Regions from separate parts of the Homo sapiens genome. Here all the other regions are linked to region 1. The links are chromatin contacts, found by Hi-C or POLR2A ChIA-PET in ENCODE. All regions are on one chromosome and are shown on one strand. The core of a region is the stretch at or near the end of the contact, and the rest is flanking DNA. Distances in the headings are between cores, read along the strand shown.

Region 1 (3,742 bases), core at 738-3,237:
TCCACAAATGAACAGGTAACTGCCAACTGAAGTTCCTTAATCATTTCTAAAATTGGTCTACTGTATAACCTATCGTAAAGGACGTATGTGGTTTAAGAAAGGTGTCTAATCTAAATTCCTCTAGCATGTTATTTTTGTAGCATTAAAACTACAATTAAAAAAAAAAAAATAAAAAAACCTAAGGGCCAGGTTCAGGGGCTCACGCCTGTAATCCCAGCACTTTGGGAGCTCGGTGAGAGAGGACAGCTTGAGCCCAGGAGTTTGAGGCCAGCCTGGGCAGCATAGTGAAATCCTGTCTCTACAAAAAATAAAAAAATTAGCCGGGCACGGTGGCAGGCGCCTGTAGTCCCAGCTACTCAAGAGGCTGAGGTGGAAAAGTAACTTAAGCCTCGGAGGTTGAGGCTGCAGTGAGCTGTGATGGCTCTTCTGCACTCCAGCCTGGGCAACAGAGACCCTGTCTCAAAACAAAACGAAATAACCTAGTAATTCTACCCACCTAAGTTAACCATGTGGCATGTTGGCCCAAAGAAACCTTACCAATGATGTTACCAATTATCTTCCGAGATATTTTTAACATCTTTTTACTATAAAAGAAGGGCTGAAAAGGAGTCAATACTCATTGAGCATCTACTCTCAAGCTAAGTTTTTTACATTTTGCATTTGATTTTCAGAACTATAGTTAGGAAGGTTACTTGTGGTTTAAACGCGGACTCTGGAACTAGACCCCATGCCTTCTCCAGGAGCTCCTGATGACCACAGGCAACTTACTTTTGCTCCCTGTGCCTCAGTTTCTTCACTCGGAAAATGGGAATCGAAACAGTACCAATCTCATTAGAGCGGTTCCAGAATTAAATAATACATGTAAAATGCCTAGAGCTAAACTTGGCCCTCACTGTCATTATTATAAAAATGAATTATTAATGTAGATATTACTGTTCCTATTTCACAGATGAGGAAACGGAAGCTTAGAGAATGCAACTTACTAATGATCATACCAATGAGTGCAAAGTTTTGGACTCAAAAGCACGAATTTGATTAAATAAAAGTTACTTAGAGAGTAGGAGTCTCATAAATCCAATTTATGAAGCCTAAGAAATGACACGCGGTAAAATGATACTAGACACAGGCCGGGCTCTCAGGCTCGCGGACCGGGTCTGAGCACAAGCTGGCCATGGCCATGCGTCCTGGTCCCGGGGTGCCCGGCAGGGACCGGCGACTCTTGACGTTTATAAACACGGGGAAGTGGACTGCACTGCCGCCACCGCACCCCCGGTCCCCAGCGGCTCCACTAAGCCAACTTCTACCCGGCTCCCGCCGCCCCCGCCCGCGGCGCTGGCCCCAGGGCCGCCTCCTGGCAGCCGGAGGAGACCAGTCCCCGTCGCGGGCGCCGACGGCTGGCTCGACGCTGCTCCAAGGACAGCAGCTCGCGAGGGAGCGAGAGACAAAGGCACCGGACCCGTCCAGGGGAGCGCCGAGTCCCAAACGCCGAGCCCCGGGTGGCCTCGCTGGCTCCCACCTGCGCTTGCCCAGCCCGGCGGGAGACCGCAGGTGTCAGGGGCCGTTCGGGCCCGGTCCCCCGCAGCTCCGGCAGCCCCGACGTGACAGCGCCCAGGCCGGCGACCCTCACGTTCGGAACGCGGCTGGGCTGGCTCTGCGCCCGGGGGCTGCCAGCGCCGGGGACCCGAGGCGGGTGGCGGCGTGCGGACTTCCTCCTGGACTAGCCTGGAATCCTGCCCCAGCCCCCAACCGCTGGCGGCCGCCCCCGCCCCCGCCCCCGCCCCCACCCCCACGCCCGGCACAAAGGTCCCGGCGCGGCCCGGCCGGCGGCTTTAAGTGCTGCCGCGCACAGGAGACCGGAGGCCGCGGCCCGCGCTCCCACACCCGAGGCCCGCCGGCCCCTACCTTTTCCGCGCGGCGTCCGGGGCCCGGCGCGGTGGGCTCGGGCCTGCTGTTCCGCGACTCCCGCTGGGCCTCTCCCGCGGGCTGGCGGGGCCTCCCGGGTGTCGGGCGCGGCGGGTGGCGGCGGCTCCTCCTCCTCAGGGGCGGGAGGAGGGGACTCGGCGGCCCAGAGCCGCCCCCCGGCAGGAAACCAGCCGCGGCCCCGCCTCCTCTGCGCGTCTGATCCCGCTCCCGAGGCCGCCGCCGCCCTCTCCCTCCGGAAACGCATTCCTCTCCCGCCGCGTCAGCCCGGCCCGGGGCTAGGAGGAGGCGGAGGATGGGGCAGGAAGTGCGACCGGGACAAAGGAACCGGCTGCGCGGGAGCGCGCCTGAGGGAGGCCGCGGGGGGCAGGGCCGGGACTGCGTTGAGACAGTCGCCGTGCCTCAGTTTCCTCCTCTGCGAAGGGCGGGAGGAGTCGGACGCGCCCTAGAGCCCCGCGCGTTCCTGGTGTAGCCTGCTGGGCCCGTGTTCTTTAAGTTCCTCTTCCTCGGAGCCGCGCGTTCGACCCTCGCTCCCGTTTGTCCACTGATGTCCCGTTTCGAGCCCGGGAGATCCTGCATCTCGGAAGCCCCCTGAGTCCCGAGGCAAATCGGGACCGTGAGCCCCCCTACCCTGCAGGGCTCCATGGGGCCAAAAACCACGTGGTCCTTCTGGAAGGGAACTGGCTAAGCCAGGACTGCTTTTCTGGAGTGATAATGTGCTTGCCTGTGTCTAAGAGAAAGGTGAAGAATTGGGAAACCCATGGGTGTCACGAAGGGTGGTGAGACTGGGGAACGTTTTAGAAAACCTGGTGAGTTGCGTCCTGCTTTTGATAGATTTATCTGGAGGTACCTTTATGGGGAACAGGGATGAGAAGGAAAAGTTTCTTCCTAAGGAGTACAGTTTCTGTTTCACCTCTTAAAAAAAAAAAATTTGGAGATTGGGGCTGGAAACAACGTTTGAAAGAGAAGGAAACATTCATTATGAGAATGGCTGAACGCATGTCGATTCGATGATTGAAGTCTGTACCAGCCAAAATCATACTGAAACCCAGTAATTTAGTATATGCTACTGGCAAGCTGCTATCCTGGTAGCAGAAAATGCTGTGGGTTCCGCTTGGTGAGCTGCAGCACCCTGTTGGGAAAAGAGCTCAAAAATTACCAGATTTATGAAATAGAAGTGTTTCTCTTGCAGGAGATTAGGGACTGGAATGCCCATTTGGCTGCTGCCAATCAATATAAGAGAAAATGAAGCGATCACATCTAAGAAAATTTGCTCATTACTTACCAGCAAAATCAAAACTTGATTAGCCAATCTGAAGACCTCTAGGAAATGAGCACTATTTTTCCCACTTAATGGATGTTCAAGCTTAAGAGGCTAAATGATGTTCCTATATTAATATCTCAATGGTCAAACTGCCATTAGAACTCAACATTCTTGAATTTTAAAGGTATCGGTTTTACCATTGTTCAGAATTCATCAGAATTGGCCCAGTCTCAGCACAGAAAACTGTATAGTTCAAAAGCATAATTGGTCCGTGCCTGATTTGCACTACAATTTCCAGAATTTTTTTCCCTGTACGTGACTGGTGGAGGCACTAGCTAGTCTTTGCTACAAGAACATTATGAGATTTACATATGCACAACTCTAAACTAAATTAGTTCCTCCAGGACAATTTACTGAGCTTTTTAACACCACCGTCAAGCACTGTTGCAAGGACAGATAATAGGGGCTCAGATAATATCTGATAAATGAATAAATGGGTCCTTTTGCTCTCCCAGGACTGGGCTAGAGCACTTGACTAAACTGATGTGTGAGGTAGCA
Region 2 (3,742 bases), core at 754-3,253, 1.9 Mb before region 1:
ACCTCAGAGCATTGTCCTGTGCTGTTCCTGCTGTGAGGCCGAAAATACAGTCACCTGGAGCCTGGACTCTGAAGTCAGACTGCCCACGTTCAAATAGTCTCTACCACGTTTTAGCTGTGCAACTTTGGCAAATTCTTAACCTTTCTGTGTGTCAGTTGCCTCATCTATGAAAGGGAGATACTAGGTTACATCAAAAGACTTGTAAAAATTTAATTTAGTGTTCAGAATAGTGCCTTACATATGGTAAGCTCTACTTTTTTTAAGTGTTCATTGCTATTAATTATTCCTCTCTGAAATGTTCTTACCTCAGGCTCTTTCCCTCACACTTCAAGTGTCCCTGCCTTTGAATGGCTTTTCCTGACAGATCCCACCAAAAACAACCTTCCCTGTTCCCCCACTGTCCTCCTTTCTTCCTTCCCTTCACTGCACTTATGACTACCTGAAATTACATTATGCACGTATTGTTCGTTGTCTATTTCCCACTGCAATATGAGCCCTGCTAGGTTGGAGGCTGTCTTCTTTGCTGCTCTATTTCCAGAGATTTCTGACTCACATCTCATCCAGGCTAGGGGACCAATGCGAATCTCCTAATAACAATAGCACACTTAGCCTTTCATTTGCACTCTCGTGATCTCATTTGATCCTGGAAAAACCAACAAACAGATAAACCATCGGCTCTCATTTTAGATAAGAAAAACAAAGTTCCAAGTTTGCGTGACTTGTCCTTGGACACGAAGCTAGTTAACGAATAGAACAAAAATTAGAAGCCCTGCTTTCTGATTCAAAGGCTCTTCCTACCTGGATGAAAAGATATCACACTCCTGAAATGAATTTACAGAAATGTGAACTCTCGAGCTCCTGTATAAATACACCCTGAAGTGTGCACAGTATTCTTCCCTTCAAAGTTCCTGAAGACTACTAGTCCCGGAGTTTGAGAGGCATTATAGTCTAGTAATAACTAATCGATAATGTAGTACCCCTTGACCAAAATATTCAAGCAGTCAGATACGATGATTGGATATTCCAAATCGATACAGCAATCCTTAAAACTCAGTGAGTCTGTGTTGTCTATAATGTGCTAGTTCCAGCACACTGAAAGCTTCCTCTGCAAAACCCAGACAACGGGGGCATTGTAATTGCCAAGAGTACCGTGCTAACGATACCTGTTATTTCTTGGGATCCCCATTCTATCAAGTTTAGTGACAACAGTTCGATCACCCAACAGGCTCCAGTGTGGTATAGAATCAGATGGAGGGAAGGTTGTCGGGGGGAGGCAAAACAGTGAAAAAGTTCCCCTTCTACAAGATTCCTGGTCAAATAGCCAGTGGCTACCACATTCCTCAGAATAACCAAGTGTCTGTGTATAAGCTTTCTCCTAGCAAATTTACACACTTGTGTTATCTCACGTGTTCCTAGTGCTGTGGGAACAACCATTAGGGAGGCCAGAGGCTGCTGTACCTCCCTTTTACACAAAAAAGAAAACTGAGGCAGCAACTGGTTATCTTATAAATGTGTCCACGATGACTTGGTCACTTGTGGGATCCCAACGGCCAGGACATAGGATTCCTATTCTCTGAGAGGAAGCTTCCATCCCCTACTTAACATGTCAAACTCCAAGGCTGAGAGGGGGAAGAAAAGGAATCTAAGTCCCTTTATCACGGAAGAAAAAAAGGGACTCTCCATTTGGACTTTCCGCCCCTTCTAAGGCCTCGCTCCCAGGCTCGGAGACGCGCCCCGCCCCAGGGGAAAAGGTGCTGGCCCGGCCCCACGGGGCGCGGCCTCGCCTCCCGCACCCCAGGTCCCTACCGCCCAGCAGGGCGCGCTGCCACTCTGAGCAGACACCTGTCCCTTCGCCACAATCGGCGACTCCCCAAGGAACTGACGCCCCCAGAGCCACCACCACCGCCGGGACTGCCAGCTGCCAGCGGGCCCCGCAAGCCCTAGGAGCTGCAGGAATCCTCGTAAACTTACAGTTTTCCTACAGCGTGCGCGTCACAGCGGGGTGACGTCACGGGCCCAGCAGTCGGGGAGGTCAAGCCACGGGGCGCGGGCCGCTGGGCCCCCAGGCTCCGCCCTCGCCCCGCCCCGGCGCCGCGGCGGGAGACACGCCCCCGAGCTCCACGCCCTCGAGCTCCACGCACCTCCCCGTAGCAGACACCCCGCGCAGGCGCAGACGGCCTCTGCGCCCGCATGCCTGTGGGCTTCGCCGACCGGGGCGCCTGCGGCGGCGACTGCTCTACCAAAGCCTCACTCAAAGCCTGAAGTCGGGGTTAGAGGAGGAGGAGGGGCCGACAAAAGGGGACGGAGACCTTCAGAAATACTGTAAACAAGCTGTCGCCCTGGGGGCTGGAGTAAGACGCCTGGGTTGTGAGGTAGTTTTTCCACAGACATTGCCCGCCTTCCTCACGTGTTCGTTAAAAGTTCTCCACGTGTGGAAACAGCCATTTGCTCTCCATCAGGTGCTGGCGGGTCCTCAGCCCTGAAAAGACAGCTCTCCCAGGGTCCCTCGCTCCTCCCCGGCTCGACGCGGCTCCCGCTAGACTCCGCCCAGACCCCGAGCAGTCCCCGCCCATCTCTTGACTATGCCCCTCCCACGCCCACTTAGGCCTTGCCCCTGGGTCCCGCCCTTCCGGCTCCCGCCCCTGGCTCCCGGCTCCCGCGGGCCCCCACCTGCCCTTCTTGCCCTGGCGCCGCCTCCAGCCCAGCCCGTTTCTTGCAGATTTTAGCTTCTCCCTTGCCTGCCGCCTTTCCCGTTTCGGCTCGGTGAAGCTACCTATGGGTTGCTGTTCATTTAACAAACGGTGATCCGGATAAACATGTTCACTTCTTCGCCTGGGCAAACTTTCCAGCCCCCGACCCACTCATGTCACGATACCTTCCCGTGTCCAAGTCCGGCTCTCTGCTCCCCACTTTTTTTTTTTTTTTTTTTTGAGACAGAGTGTTTCTCTGTCTCCCAGGCTGGAGTGCAGTGGCGCGATCTCAACTCACAGTACCCCCTGCCTCCCGGGTTCAAACGATTTTCTTGCCTCAGCCTCCTGAGTAGCTGGGATTACAGGCGCGCGCCACCACAGCCGGCTAATTTTTATGTTTTAGTAGAGACAGGGTTTCACCATGTTGGCCAGGATGGTCTCCATCTCTTGACCTCGTGATCCGCCCGCCTCGGCCTCTCAAGGTGCTGGGATTACAGGTGTGAGCCGCCGCGCCCGGCCTCTTTGCTCTTTTATACTCTCAGAAGCAATGAGTTCTGGTTAAAAAAAAGGGCTCGATAGACGGAAAAAATGAAGGCTTAAAGAACTGACAACAAAATATTAACATTTGGCTTGTGGAATTCTTACACTCTCGTAAGCAGAAAAAACAAATGTTATGGCAAAAAAGTGTCTCAGACAAATCCGTCTTGGGGGGAAAAAAATTAAAAGAATGAGAAAAACAGACTTCGGAATAAATAGACCCAAAGGAGGAAGTATTGAAAATGGCAAGATTCACTTTTACAAACTTATTTGGAACCACGGCAGATGGCCAGGGCAGGGATTTTGCAAGGCAGCTCCAGTTGTAAGTAAAACCTGAAACAATGGTTTATTTCCACTCTCATTGAAAGTGCTGTCTTATTTTTACAGGAAAGAGTGATGATGGGAATATTAGGCTTTAATTCGAGATCTGAGCTGGTTAAAAATAAAAACGTTTATTATTCCAGAAAAATCTACGTCAGTGTTTTTAAATGTTCTGATTTGAAAAAATATTTGTA
Region 3 (3,742 bases), core at 802-3,301, 1.6 Mb before region 1:
CAGAAAGAGAACATGAGAAAATGCTATTTGTAATACCTCCTAAGTTTAAGAGTAGGTAAAATGTGTGATAGAGCTGGAAAGTTTTTTTTTCCTTTCTGGTCAGAAATCAGGGTAGCTGTAAAAATGTTGGTGGGGTGGGGTCAATTCCATAGTCTATGACCTGATTCGGTAGGCGACTGAAAAACATTGTACAACTCTTAAAAAAAGGGAGGAAGAACTCACACTTAACCAAGCAAAGCAAGGACACCGTGTTGACATACACAAGTTTCGGTTAACATGGTATCAAGGAAAGCGAGGACTGCCTGTACTTAAAATGATCATTAAGACTAATGATTCTAGTTTTGGCATTGAGGATGAATGCAGATATATAGACATAATGTATAGCAAAGAATATTTACAGTCACATTTCATGGACCAATAAATAACGCATTTACTTCTCAAAATGCCCAAGAAAATGTGGGAGAGAAAATGTTCATTTATATTCAAGATTAAACTTTCTAACTTTAAATCATCAGACTTCAGCTGTAAATTTATTTCAGTTGAAAGGTTTGAAGACATTATTAATGAATATTCTAAAATTCCGGAAGGTGTTTAAAAGATAATTTTAACCTAATAAAAAAATCCTGCCATAGAAGTGACAAAAATTATAAGCATAAATTTATTGAGCACCTACTATGTGTCATTGTGCTAGGTGATGTACTACGTTATTTCCAATACTCCGGTCACGTTTCAGTTTTCTCAATTTCTCTATCAATAACTGCTACATTGTTAATTTATAACTATATTACTTGAAATACAGCTCAGCTTATTTATTCCATAAAGTTGGTCCCAAAGACGTTTCCTTATTCGAAGGAGGTGGGAAGCAGGAAGGAAACCTAAATCTAAATTCTACTTAATACTGAAGACGACTTTCTTGATATTTGTGGTTATCTGTATGGTCTTTTCAGAAATCCCAAAACTTGTACCAAGTCAAGGATAAAATAAGATAAAATCAGCAATCTATCAGGTTCAGAGATCACATCTGTCAGCCGATGCTTCTTGCCTTAAGGTCCTGCACGGCGATGACCGCTCATTTAGGAAGGAATTCATGGCCTGTGGATACCTTAGCTCTGAGTCCTGCCACCTAGGATCCCACGGTTCTACGCGAGGAAGAGGGCGGGGAGCGCGGACCGGGTGTGGGAGGCCGAGGTGACAGCAGGTGAGGGCCGGGTGCGGATGGGGAAGTGAGACAAGCACCGTGTGGGTATTACTCATTCCGCTCTACTAAGGAGGCTGCTGGCAAGCGGAACTTCTAGCCTCTCTTTCAATCCAGCTGAAGTTCAATCTCATTGAAGTCACTTCCCATCCCGGTTCGCTTGGGGGGAAACCAGGCGTCCCTGGAAGGGAAGGGAAGGGAGTCCGGGCTGCGCGGGTCAGGTAGCCTCTCTCCGGTCGCCGCGTGTCCTCGCCGTCCCCAAACCTGCCCTTCCCCTCATCAAGGGAACTCCCCGGGGAGTCCAGACCGCGATCCCTTTCCTTGGCCCCGGGGTGCGGGGGGCGGACACGCGAGGCGTGGGACTGATGGTAGCCCTGCCTCCAGGAAGCAGGCAGGCGGGGACCTCTGGGCGCTCGGAGGGGCAGCTCCGAGGGCACAGGGTACAGGGAGAATCAGCCAGATCCCTCCCTGCCCCGGGCAGCCGCGGCGGGTGTGGCCAGCGCGGAGGCAGGACGCCGCCGAGCCTCCAACTTTACCTTTCCAACTCCGACAGCCCGTCGCCTTTCTGACCGCGTCCCTACGGTTTCCCGGCATCCGCCTCCCTCTCCCCACCACACCTGAGGAAAACTTTTCCCTCGCCCCTCAATTCAAATTCAGCAGTGCCCACGGTTGCCGCAAACCGCCCGGTCCCTAGCAACAAGGTTCCGGCCGTAGAGCGAGAGCCTCTAGGTGTAAGGAAGGTGATGTCGTAAAGCCGGGAGTGTCGTAAACCAGGTGCGGTGGGGAGGGGGGAGGGGTGGAGGCGGAGGGGTGGGGGGGAAGGGGGAGGGAGGGGGAGGAGGTGACTCGAGCATTTAGACACAAGCGAGAGGATCATGGCGGATGGCCCCAGGTGTAAGCGCAGAAAGCAGGCGAACCCGCGGCGCAATAACGGTGAGTGGCGGAGGGGACCGGGGAGCGGCGGAGTCAGGGGGAGCTGGGCAGCCGGGGCGCCCCCGGGGGTGAGGGGGGCGAGCCGGGCTGGGGGCAGCCGGGGCAGGGACGGCAAAGTGGAGTGGGAAAGTAGAAAGTAGTGCTCTCTGCCCCCCTCCGCTGCCGCCGCTGCCGGAGCCGCGCCGCGGCCGCTCGCTCTCCCTGAACCGTTATGTCTCTTACCTGGTCTCTCTCCGCCTAGCGGCTCCCGCCGCCCCTGCCGCCTCCCTGGACCGTTAGCCGGCGCCGACGCCGCCGCATCCCCGGCGCAGGGCGGGCGGCCGGGACGCACTGGCCACTTTTCTGGTCCCGGGTGGAGCGGCTGTTGCTTCTTTCCGCACTTTTCCCCACTCTTGTGCCCTTCGGCGCCTCCCTCTCCCCCTCCTCCTGGCCCCCTCAGCGCGATTCTCCCTCAGCGCCCAGGCCCCCGGGAGCCGCGGAACAAACTTGTGCCCGGCGCTGACCGTGCAAAGTGGCTTCCGCGCGCCGCGGCCCCGGCCGGCGCCGTCGCTGTCGCTCGGGCCCCGCGACTCGGGCCGGGCTGTGGGCGCGCGGCAGGCGGGCTGCGGCGGCGGCGGGACGGGGCGGCCGCGGGTTGCGTGGGGTTTGTGCGCGCGTGTGCGCGGGCGCCGGCTGTGCGCGCCGCGGGCGGACAGGGTTCGGCCGGCGGCGGTAAAGTTGGGACCCGCGGGCCGGGCGCGCTCGCGTAACGGGGATTAGAGGCGCGGGGGCGCGGGTCCCTAAGCGCCCCTCCTCCCTGGCGCCTCCCGCTGCCCGGCCCAGAGCCCCGGCCTGGGGACTCCGCGGCGAGCCCCGCGAGTGGGGTCCACGTTTGGCGGGGCGCGGCGGGGCGGCGCGGGGAACAAGGCAGGAAAGGTACCCACTTAACGCCGCCGGGAGCCGCGCGGATGGGGGCGAGCTGGGCGGCGGGTGTGTTTGCGGAGTTGTTACCTGGGCTTAGAGACCGGGAAGCACCACAGACAGATCCCCCTCCCGGGGCAGACGAGGTCTCTGCGCCGGGATGGGCCGGTGTGCGTGCGCCTCGCGCTTTTCTCTTTCGGTTTTTGGGGAAGTTGTTACCTGGGCCGGACGCACGGAGCGCTGAAGCCGGATAATGGGGCTTGGATGGCGCTCTGGGTCTCGGGTGGAAGGAGGGTGGGGGAGGGGGCGGACGGACCGACGGACGCGCGGGGCTGCTACTTGCACCGCAGCTGCAGTGTTTATTGATTTGTGCTGCTGTGCCAAGGGAAACACACACCCCTCTGCCTGGCGTGAGAGTTAAAAAAAAAGAGAGACAGCCCGAGGGATCGAGACCTGAACATGTGGTGGTGGTTGCACAGTCGCCTTTTCCAGTTTGGAGAGACGTTGTAAGTTGATTGTATTTCTGGTTATCTCGGGGCGATGCTATGCTTTCTCTCCCTCTCGTGCAGCAGCGAAATGTCTGCTGATTGTTATTGTCTGGACAGTTCCTGTGGCGAGAGGGGCGAGACTTGTCCGCCCGGGGGCGGCGGGAGCGCAGGGAGAGCAGCCCCCGCCTGCGCCGCCCCGGTACCTGTTTGTATAATAATGGGCGGC
Region 4 (3,742 bases), core at 807-3,306, 1.6 Mb after region 1:
AAAGAGAAACAGAAACTCAAACACTGACCACATTAGTGTTTATGGTGAAACACAACTCTGATTAGACAATTAACATCCAGGCTGCCTAAAACTAAAAGCAAGCTTCATAAACAAACCACTAATAAGCTGTTGCTTCTTCTTTGGAAAGAGAAGGTTATTTATAAATTGCTGCCACCTAAAAACTGACCTGATTCAGTACTGTCAGACAGCGAAGTACACTTAGGCAAGTGGCAAATGACAAGGGAAAAAAATCACCTCACAAAGTGTGACACTTCATCCTAAGTGTAATAAATGAACAAAACAGAATATTGCACAAGACTGTGAATTGTTTAGCCGAGATCCGCCACTGCACTCCAGCCTGGGTGACAAGAGCGAGACTCCGTCTCAAAAATAAATAAATAAATAAAATGTAATCTTTATAGTTTCCCACTCATAAAAAGTAATACTGAAGAAAAACCTCTGAATTCGGTAAGTTAGGGTTCCTAGCATCAAATATTCCATGTGAGATCTTAAAAACAACAGGAACATCAAGAAATCAGAGCACCTAGCACGTATGACCACTCTGGGAGACACTGGCTCAACTGCCTCTGTCCCTAATGCAAATTTACCAGCTGAAATCCTTCAGAGATACATTCGCTGATAAACAGGCTACAATAGGTGTAGAAAGATGTGGGTAATGACTGACTAGATTGCAACCTGTCTGAATCATAGAAATTGAAAGAAAATAAGCTTTGCCAAGACACAGAAGCCAAGATTTCAAGCACTTTGGGACATGCAGTTCCACTGCTGGGATGTTTATTCAGAGGTGGCTGTAAGTTTCACTTCACTCTTTCAAGTATGTGCTCGGGGGCTGCACACCAACCGAGGGAGTGAAAAGAAAAATCAGATCAATCTTGCATGAAGCACTTGGTGAGGAGTGGAGGCCAGACGAGCTGGGCAGAAAGAATGAAGTACAGGAAGAGTCACCGGGACAGGAGCCTTCTAGGAAGAAGAGGCTGCAGAAACGCAGGGGTGAGGCGCCGCTCCGGCAGGGCACCAATGATCCAAGTAGGAGATCATGCTGAGTTTCTTCTCCTTCTCATTGTGAGAAAGCAAACACACAGTTTCTTCTAGACCTGGAACACCAACCGTGACTTGCAAACACAATGACACAGATTCATGATGCCTTGTCCACAATTCCAAAATCAAATGACTCTCAAAATGAAAAATTTTTCATAAGTTTGTTAGAAGTACATTTGGTGGCAAAAGCAACTCTGAACCAATCCAAGATTATTTGTAGTATTTATTTACTTGGTGAATATTCACATTTTGCTACAGAAATACCAAAATTTTGACTACAGGGTCCTGCCTCAGACATCACAGGAGGTGTTACATCTTATGACACATATTCCATATTACCTGCCTAAAATCTGAACAACTCAGTATTCTAACATCCAGCCATAATGATTTTAGGTAAAGTATTGTGGTGCTCCCAGATGCTGGAGCCAGTGAAGACTAGCTCATGAGGACTCTTAAGTTTTCAGGAATTTTGCAAGCCAGTTATTACCACCTTCATCATTTAAAAATTAAGATATATAAACTTACAGTTAAATAAATTAAAAAGCAGAGTAATAAATAAGTAAAACTCAGCCAGGCGCAGTGGCTCACGCCTGTATTTCCAGCACTTTGGGAAGCCAAGGCGGGCAGATCACCTAAGGTCAGGAGTTTGAGACCAACATGGCAAAACCCCCTCTCTACTAAAAATACAAAAATTAGCCAGGTGTGGTGGCGGGCACCTGTAATCCCAGCTACTCTGAAGGCTTAGGCAGGGAGAATCGCTTGAACCTGGGAGGCAGAGGTTGCAGTGAGCCGAGATCACGACACTGCACTCCAGTTTCGGTGACACAGCGAGACTCCGTCTCAAAAAGAAAGTAAAACTTCCTATCATCTGTGTTGCATTTTACTACTCTGTGTGGCCTTGGATTGTCCTAGGTCTGCTGTATCTACACAGTGGAAACACTATGTAAAAGTGTATGATGGTGTGTTTTCCAACTCCACACTCAGGGACATCCCATTGGCTTCCTGAAATAGGCCAGGGCGGGAGTGTGTACACCAAAGAAATTGGCAAACACTACAAATCAGTCCCCACTCCTTCAGCCTCAGCTGAGAGTGGTTGTGAAACATTTTACTAACACACTGTCACTTTAAGCTCTCTTGAAACCATACGCGACTACCTTCCAGATCTTCCTATTTCAAAAAGGAGTTCTAGAAAACCACACCAAGTGTGCAGGGCGGAATGGGGAGTCAGAGTCCCTGGAACAGAAGCCTCAGGAGCCACCGTGTCCTTTCCCAGGGTCGTGGCCCTCAGCTGCAGGCAGCTCTAAGGCTTCTTCATGCTGCCTGCCTCCTGCTTCCCAGGACATTCAATTACAGGTTATGCTGTCAAACAACAGCACGCATTAGAGCAGGATTGCTCTGCTGCATCCCCAGGACCTAGAACAGTGTCTTGCACATAGTAGGTACAGAGTAAATATCTATTCAGGGAATGAACAAATCCTCCAAAGCTCCCTGTGGTTCACAACACACTATATTAAAAAAAAAAAAAATGCCAAACATAGTATCTGCTATACCTCGTGTTCTAGCATGAGAATTCATGGAAGGAAGGAAGGTGGATGGCGGGGAGACTACTCCAGTATAAATACAAAGATATAAGTATACAATGTTTCCTTTACTTGGCCAGGCATTGTGGCTCACACCTGTAATCCCAGGACTTAGGGAGGCTGAGCTGCCCGCTCAGCAGATGGCTTGGGCCCGGGAGACAGGAGACCAGTCTGGACAATACAGCAAGATACTGTCTCTACAAAAACAAACAAACAAACAAAAATAGAAATATTAGCCAGGCGTGGTGGCCATTTGCCTGTAGTCTCAACTAGTCGAAAGACTGAGGTGGGAAGATCACCTGAGCCTGGGAAGCTCGAGGCTACAGTGAGCCATGACCATGCCACTGTGTTCCAGACTGGGCAACAGAGTGAGATCCTGTCTCGGAGGGGACCGGGGGTGTAATCTTTTTACTTTCTGATTTAAATAAGTTATTTTTATTGAGTCTGGAATCTATTACTTGCAATATTGTTTCCATGAGAAAATAAAGTTCCAAGTAACAGATTTTACAATGAAGTTTTAGAACAATGACCCATTTCTGAATTGGAGACATCAAGCTTAAGTATATAGTCACCATAGCAACTTTTTCAAGATCCAGCATCCTTAATTTAAGATATAAGTAAAATTTTAAAGCAAAAACAAAAAGCCATTCAAAAAATTAAATAATAAAAATATTCCATAAAGCCATACCATGAAATGCAATATAGAAAATTGTGACTGATTTTTAGAAGACAAAGCCACGTTTCTTTTCCTATCTTTTTAATGAGGCACATGGAGGATGGTTTATTTATTCCCTAGGGAGAAACCTTCATCCTGTACATAAATGCAGTATAACTGATATTTCACACATGGTATTTGTATAAGAAACACAAATGCAAAGAGAAGGGAAGAACTTCCAGTGTGCTTAAGAACTGAGAACTATAAATGTTTCCTTTAGAGAAATGAAAATTTAAATCTCTCGAATCTGCAGTATGAGACACATAAAGCCATCTGCCCCAAGATACAATCTATATTCCTGAAGGGACAACAAAACTCTCTCATTCTATATGAATCTTCTGTATATGAATTCTGAATTCATAGGCAGCCTTCCATCTCAACCTTGTAC
Region 5 (3,742 bases), core at 764-3,263, 1.4 Mb after region 1:
TAACAGTTTGAACCACAGTCTGAACCACAGCTTTATACTTTAAAATGTTGCACAGGAAATAAACATGATTTTTTTTTCCTATAATGTTGATTTGCCTTAATTACCTAGGAACTTACAAGGATGATTTATTAAAAAAAGGCACCGATTGATAAAAGTATTTAGATTTAGACACACAGAATTTAAACACAGACACCCCAAACAGAGGAAAATAGTTACGTCTACTGGATTCAAGATTATTTTTAAATGTCCCCTCCCTTTAAATTTTCAGGATTTTATTCTCTTAAATTTTGAGAAGCAGCTGCAACATGCATAATAGACTGACGGCCTACTGGCGTACTCCTTAATGAAAAGCTCACAAGCAATAAATTACATAACCAAGAAAAAAAAAAAGTAGGTAGCAGAAGGGAAAAACAGAAGCCTGGAAGATCAAAATTGGACAAGAAGAACCTGAATAACCTTAAGCTGGCTATATGCTGGCACTAACTCTGGAAAAGGCTGCTTAAGAGCAGTGTCTAAGCTTTGGCAATCTAATAATGCTAACTAGTGCACTCCGAGACACTGAGGAAGAATTAAAGCTTCGGCAAATCACATGGAAAGCTAGTTGTTTTTTTTTTTTAAGTGCTCATTTACAATTTAATAGAGACATCTCCAGATTTAGGATCAGGTGGCATTTTAAGCACAAAATTGGATAACAGTGGGGGGAAAACGAAAAACTGAATTTAAATTGAGAAATAATGCATTAAACATTTTTAAATATAAAGAAGTTTTCATAATTTATTCAAAATCTACTTAAAACAAAAGTGTTCACTTTTCAACCCTATCACTGTCTGAAATTTCCACAAAATCCACATTAAGTTTTAAGACCTGTGTGTAACCAGGGGATAAGATATTATGACTAAAATTTTTTCATTTATAATATTTATAGAAATAGTTTATATAGAGAATAAAATATAGTTATTTTTATCATAACACATCCATACTTGAAGACACAAGAGAATTTGGGCTATATGATAAATTTGGAAACCTCGTTTCTAAAACCTTGTCACTCTAGATTATACAAATTAATTTTTGTTTAGCACTAAGAGCTAGATGAAAAGGATGTATTCCAAAATGATCCAAGTAGAATCTGTTTTGAAATATTTAAAATACCACTTGTACTTGAAATAAAACAATTTTCTTACCACATCAAAAGACAAAGGCAACTCCTCCAATTATGTCATTTTTATATATAAATGAAACCTAGCACTTTTGCAGAAAACCACTCAGAACTATGTACATTTAAGACACTTATTTCATTCACACCAATACCATGTAAATACTCAGATGTATTAATGTATGTATGGAAAGTGAAGGAGATAGGTTGCAAAAGTTGTAAATGCCTTTTCATTTCCTTCATTTATGTCATCCTAAGTAACATGACCTATATTTGTATAATTAATAGCCATGAGGCTTATTGCCACTTAGGTCTTTTTATTTTTAATAATAATTTTTTTAAAAAGGTATTCCTTTTCATACAACAGTAAGGAAGCAAGCATCTATTTGGCTTACTGACATGTACTATGAAAATGTGAAATATGAAAATTTGTCATATGCAGTGTGGAAGATGGCAAGCTTTCAGCGACAGTCTGTGGAGTGACAGTTCTGAAATAATCGGCGTCTCTGTATTCAGTCAGTCCATCTGAGGGTGTACAGTGATGAACATTTGATGCCCTTGAAAATATCCCTACAGTCTGATGTTTAAGTACCCCTCCATTCATTACTGAGGATATCCATTTCTGAAACTAAGGGAGTATTAGAGAAAAGAATGTTTGTATTCAGTGAGGGCTGAAAGAAATATAAGATCTAGAAACTCCTCAGAAAATGTCTCAATAAACATTTGCCATCAGGCAACTAACCCAGACCCCTGGCTGCTGCATATCAGAAATCTTTCATCTACTCTAAATTTACACACCAGTTCCCTTGGGTGGAAGGCGTCTTCCTGGCGAAAGACCAGAAGGCTCACAGTTCCTTCCATCTTGGTGCTTCTCAACAGCGAAACAACTTCCTCTTGGGATTTGCCCACTAAATCTACTCCATTTACCTAAAACAAAACAAAAGTTTTCAGCTGTAATCCTGTGGAAACAACAGGAAAACACACACACACACACACACACACACACACACACACACACACTCTAGGACTAGCCATATCTGCTATGGAACATAACTCATTTCATGCACAATTCTGCCATGATCTGGGAACCACTAAGGTTTTGTGACTAATAAAGAAACTAAGACCAGATATCTAGAAGAGAGGAAGTGGTCAATCTTTTAGTGTTCATCATTAAACCCAAAGTGACAATCACCAGGGCATTGACAAGTACCAAGCAATAAATATTTCAAAAATGTCAAGTTAACACAAAACTTACTGGCTTAGAACAGAGATATTTTGATAGCCTTGTGCATCATAGGTTTTCTTACACCAAAATAAAAAGGTGTTGCTCTTATAAAGGGTAATAAAAACACACCAAAAATATTTTGGTACAGTATTTTCACTTTAAATGAAATTTTACTGATAAATATAAATAAAACACTTTACCTCTAAAAGGTAAACATTAAAGAAACTACAAAACAATATTTTTTAGCAGGGAAGCAATATTTCAGCTGAAATTTTTTCAATGTTATGAGAGAATTCAAGCAGGAAAAAAATTTAAAACAACTTGTTCTTAGGGAATCTTTTATCTAACAGGAAGTATAACATCATTATCAGAAAGCACTATATACTCCACAGAAATGAGAGCATATGTTTCCTTTAAAAGGTATTCTACATTTTTCTTTTTAGACAAAAAAGACATTTTGTCCAAGGCAAATAAGTTTATAACTTAAATTACAGTATCAAAATTTTCCTGTAGTTAAAATATATTTCAGAACATTTCCCCTTCTGAAAAAAATCAACCTCATATACCTCAAGGTACTACTATTAAGGAATTGCAGACAGAAGGACTGAATTCAAGTTCCAGTGGAGACTCTTACAAAATAAAACAAGCTACGACTGCACACATGGGCTAATATACCACTCAATTTATACCCCAAGGACAAGCGGCCTTTTCAGGAAGCAGAACCCTAAACATAATTTGTACTCAAACAAAAGAAAGTGAAAAAAAATCTAGACAATTAAGTCACTTGATCCTTTTTTCTTTGTATGATTCTAATTATCTAGACACTCAGAGAAAATGCACGTAAGTATCAATATTGTATAGCTACAACTGTAGATACTAGAAGGTTGGGCTTAAAGCATGCAAAAATGAAGTTTCCATTTTAAGACAAAGATGACAGCTATGGAAATAAAGCCTAACTCGAAAGACATGCAGGTTGCAGGTCTTTCTCACTGCTTTAAAATAAAAAGGTTTTTCTGATATGTTGAAAGTAAAGCGATTATGTGATAAAAGAAAAAAGTGACTCAATAATAAAGCAATTATCTTTAGAAAGAAAGACGGAGAGAGCCAGAAAAGGACAGATATTTTTTTGGACTCAGAAGACAGGAGGACTGAATTCAAGTCCCAGCAGAGACTCTTACAAATAAAACAAGCTACGACTGCAGACGTGGGCTAACGTACCACTCAATTTATAACCCCAGGACAAGTGGCTTTTTCAGGAAGCAGGACCCTAACATAATTTGTACTCAAACATCTGTTATTTAGCTTCTAACAGTGCCTATTTAACATACGTTGTCACATGCACAGGACCAAAACAGTGGGAATAA

The links. Hi-C counts contacts between places; a loop is a spot of excess contacts on that map. ChIA-PET counts read pairs that join two places held with the same protein, here RNA polymerase II (POLR2A). Pooled maps may share reads with other maps.
Region 2: a loop to region 1 is called in a map of CD8-positive, alpha-beta T cell, with 15 times the contacts of the local background. The contact joins the promoter of ZNF438 here to the promoter of ITGB1 in region 1. A Hi-C loop is called at or near these places in 1 of 168 maps with a recorded cell type or tissue (CD8-positive, alpha-beta T cell), 2 of 37 single-sample maps with no recorded cell type and 10 of 50 pooled maps. POLR2A ChIA-PET finds 5 or more read pairs at or near these places in 1 of 52 experiments (PC-9).
Region 3: a map of naive thymus-derived CD4-positive, alpha-beta T cell shows a loop between it and region 1 (7-fold over the local background). The contact joins the promoter of ZEB1 here to the promoter of ITGB1 in region 1. A Hi-C loop is called at or near these places in 1 of 168 maps with a recorded cell type or tissue (naive thymus-derived CD4-positive, alpha-beta T cell), 1 of 37 single-sample maps with no recorded cell type and 7 of 50 pooled maps.
Region 4: a pooled map shows a loop between it and region 1 (5-fold over the local background). The contact joins the enhancer-like site here to the promoter of ITGB1 in region 1. A Hi-C loop is called at or near these places in 2 of 37 single-sample maps with no recorded cell type and 3 of 50 pooled maps.
Region 5: a loop to region 1 is called in a pooled map, with 5 times the contacts of the local background. The contact joins the enhancer-like site here to the promoter of ITGB1 in region 1. A Hi-C loop is called at or near these places in 2 of 37 single-sample maps with no recorded cell type and 4 of 50 pooled maps.

The regions. Positions count from the first base shown.
Region 1 is chr10:32,956,243-32,959,984 of GRCh38, forward strand. ITGB1 (integrin subunit beta 1) reads right to left here and starts at 1,988. Exons shown (of 16, transcript NM_002211.4): 1 at 1,903-1,988. RefSeq lists silencers at 686-847, 1,241-1,690, 1,761-2,340 and an enhancer at 2,511-2,560.
Region 2 is chr10:31,029,862-31,033,603 of GRCh38, forward strand. It overlaps ZNF438 (zinc finger protein 438), which reads right to left and starts at 2,004. Exons shown (of 7, transcript NM_001143768.2): 1 at 1,972-2,004. LOC105376481 (a long non-coding RNA gene) reads left to right here and starts at 2,647. Exons shown (of 3, transcript XR_001747410.3): 1 at 2,647-3,742. RefSeq lists a silencer at 1,666-2,225.
Region 3 is chr10:31,317,165-31,320,906 of GRCh38, forward strand. It overlaps ZEB1 (zinc finger E-box binding homeobox 1), which reads left to right and starts at 2,052. Exons shown (of 9, transcript NM_001174096.2): 1 at 2,052-2,128. The coding sequence starts at 2,071. It overlaps ZEB1-AS1 (ZEB1 antisense RNA 1), which reads right to left and starts at 1,931. Exons shown (of 3, transcript NR_148979.1): 1 at 1,732-1,931. RefSeq lists silencers at 1,247-1,306, 2,047-2,496, 2,537-2,626.
Region 4 is chr10:34,537,760-34,541,501 of GRCh38, forward strand. All of the region lies in intron 2 of PARD3 (par-3 family cell polarity regulator), which reads right to left. Among named protein-coding and RNA genes, the nearest start is that of PARD3, 280 kb to the right of the region's middle. RefSeq lists an enhancer at 2,121-2,410. Within about 2 kb of position 2,057, at least 8 of the 41 ENCODE cell types and tissues checked have a DNase peak (open chromatin) inside an H3K27ac peak, as active enhancers do.
Region 5 is chr10:34,372,923-34,376,664 of GRCh38, forward strand. It overlaps PARD3 (par-3 family cell polarity regulator), which reads right to left. Exons shown (of 25, transcript NM_001184785.2): 11 at 1,952-2,080. Among named protein-coding and RNA genes, the nearest start is that of PARD3, 440 kb to the right of the region's middle. Within about 2 kb of position 2,014, at least 2 of the 41 ENCODE cell types and tissues checked have a DNase peak (open chromatin) inside an H3K27ac peak, as active enhancers do.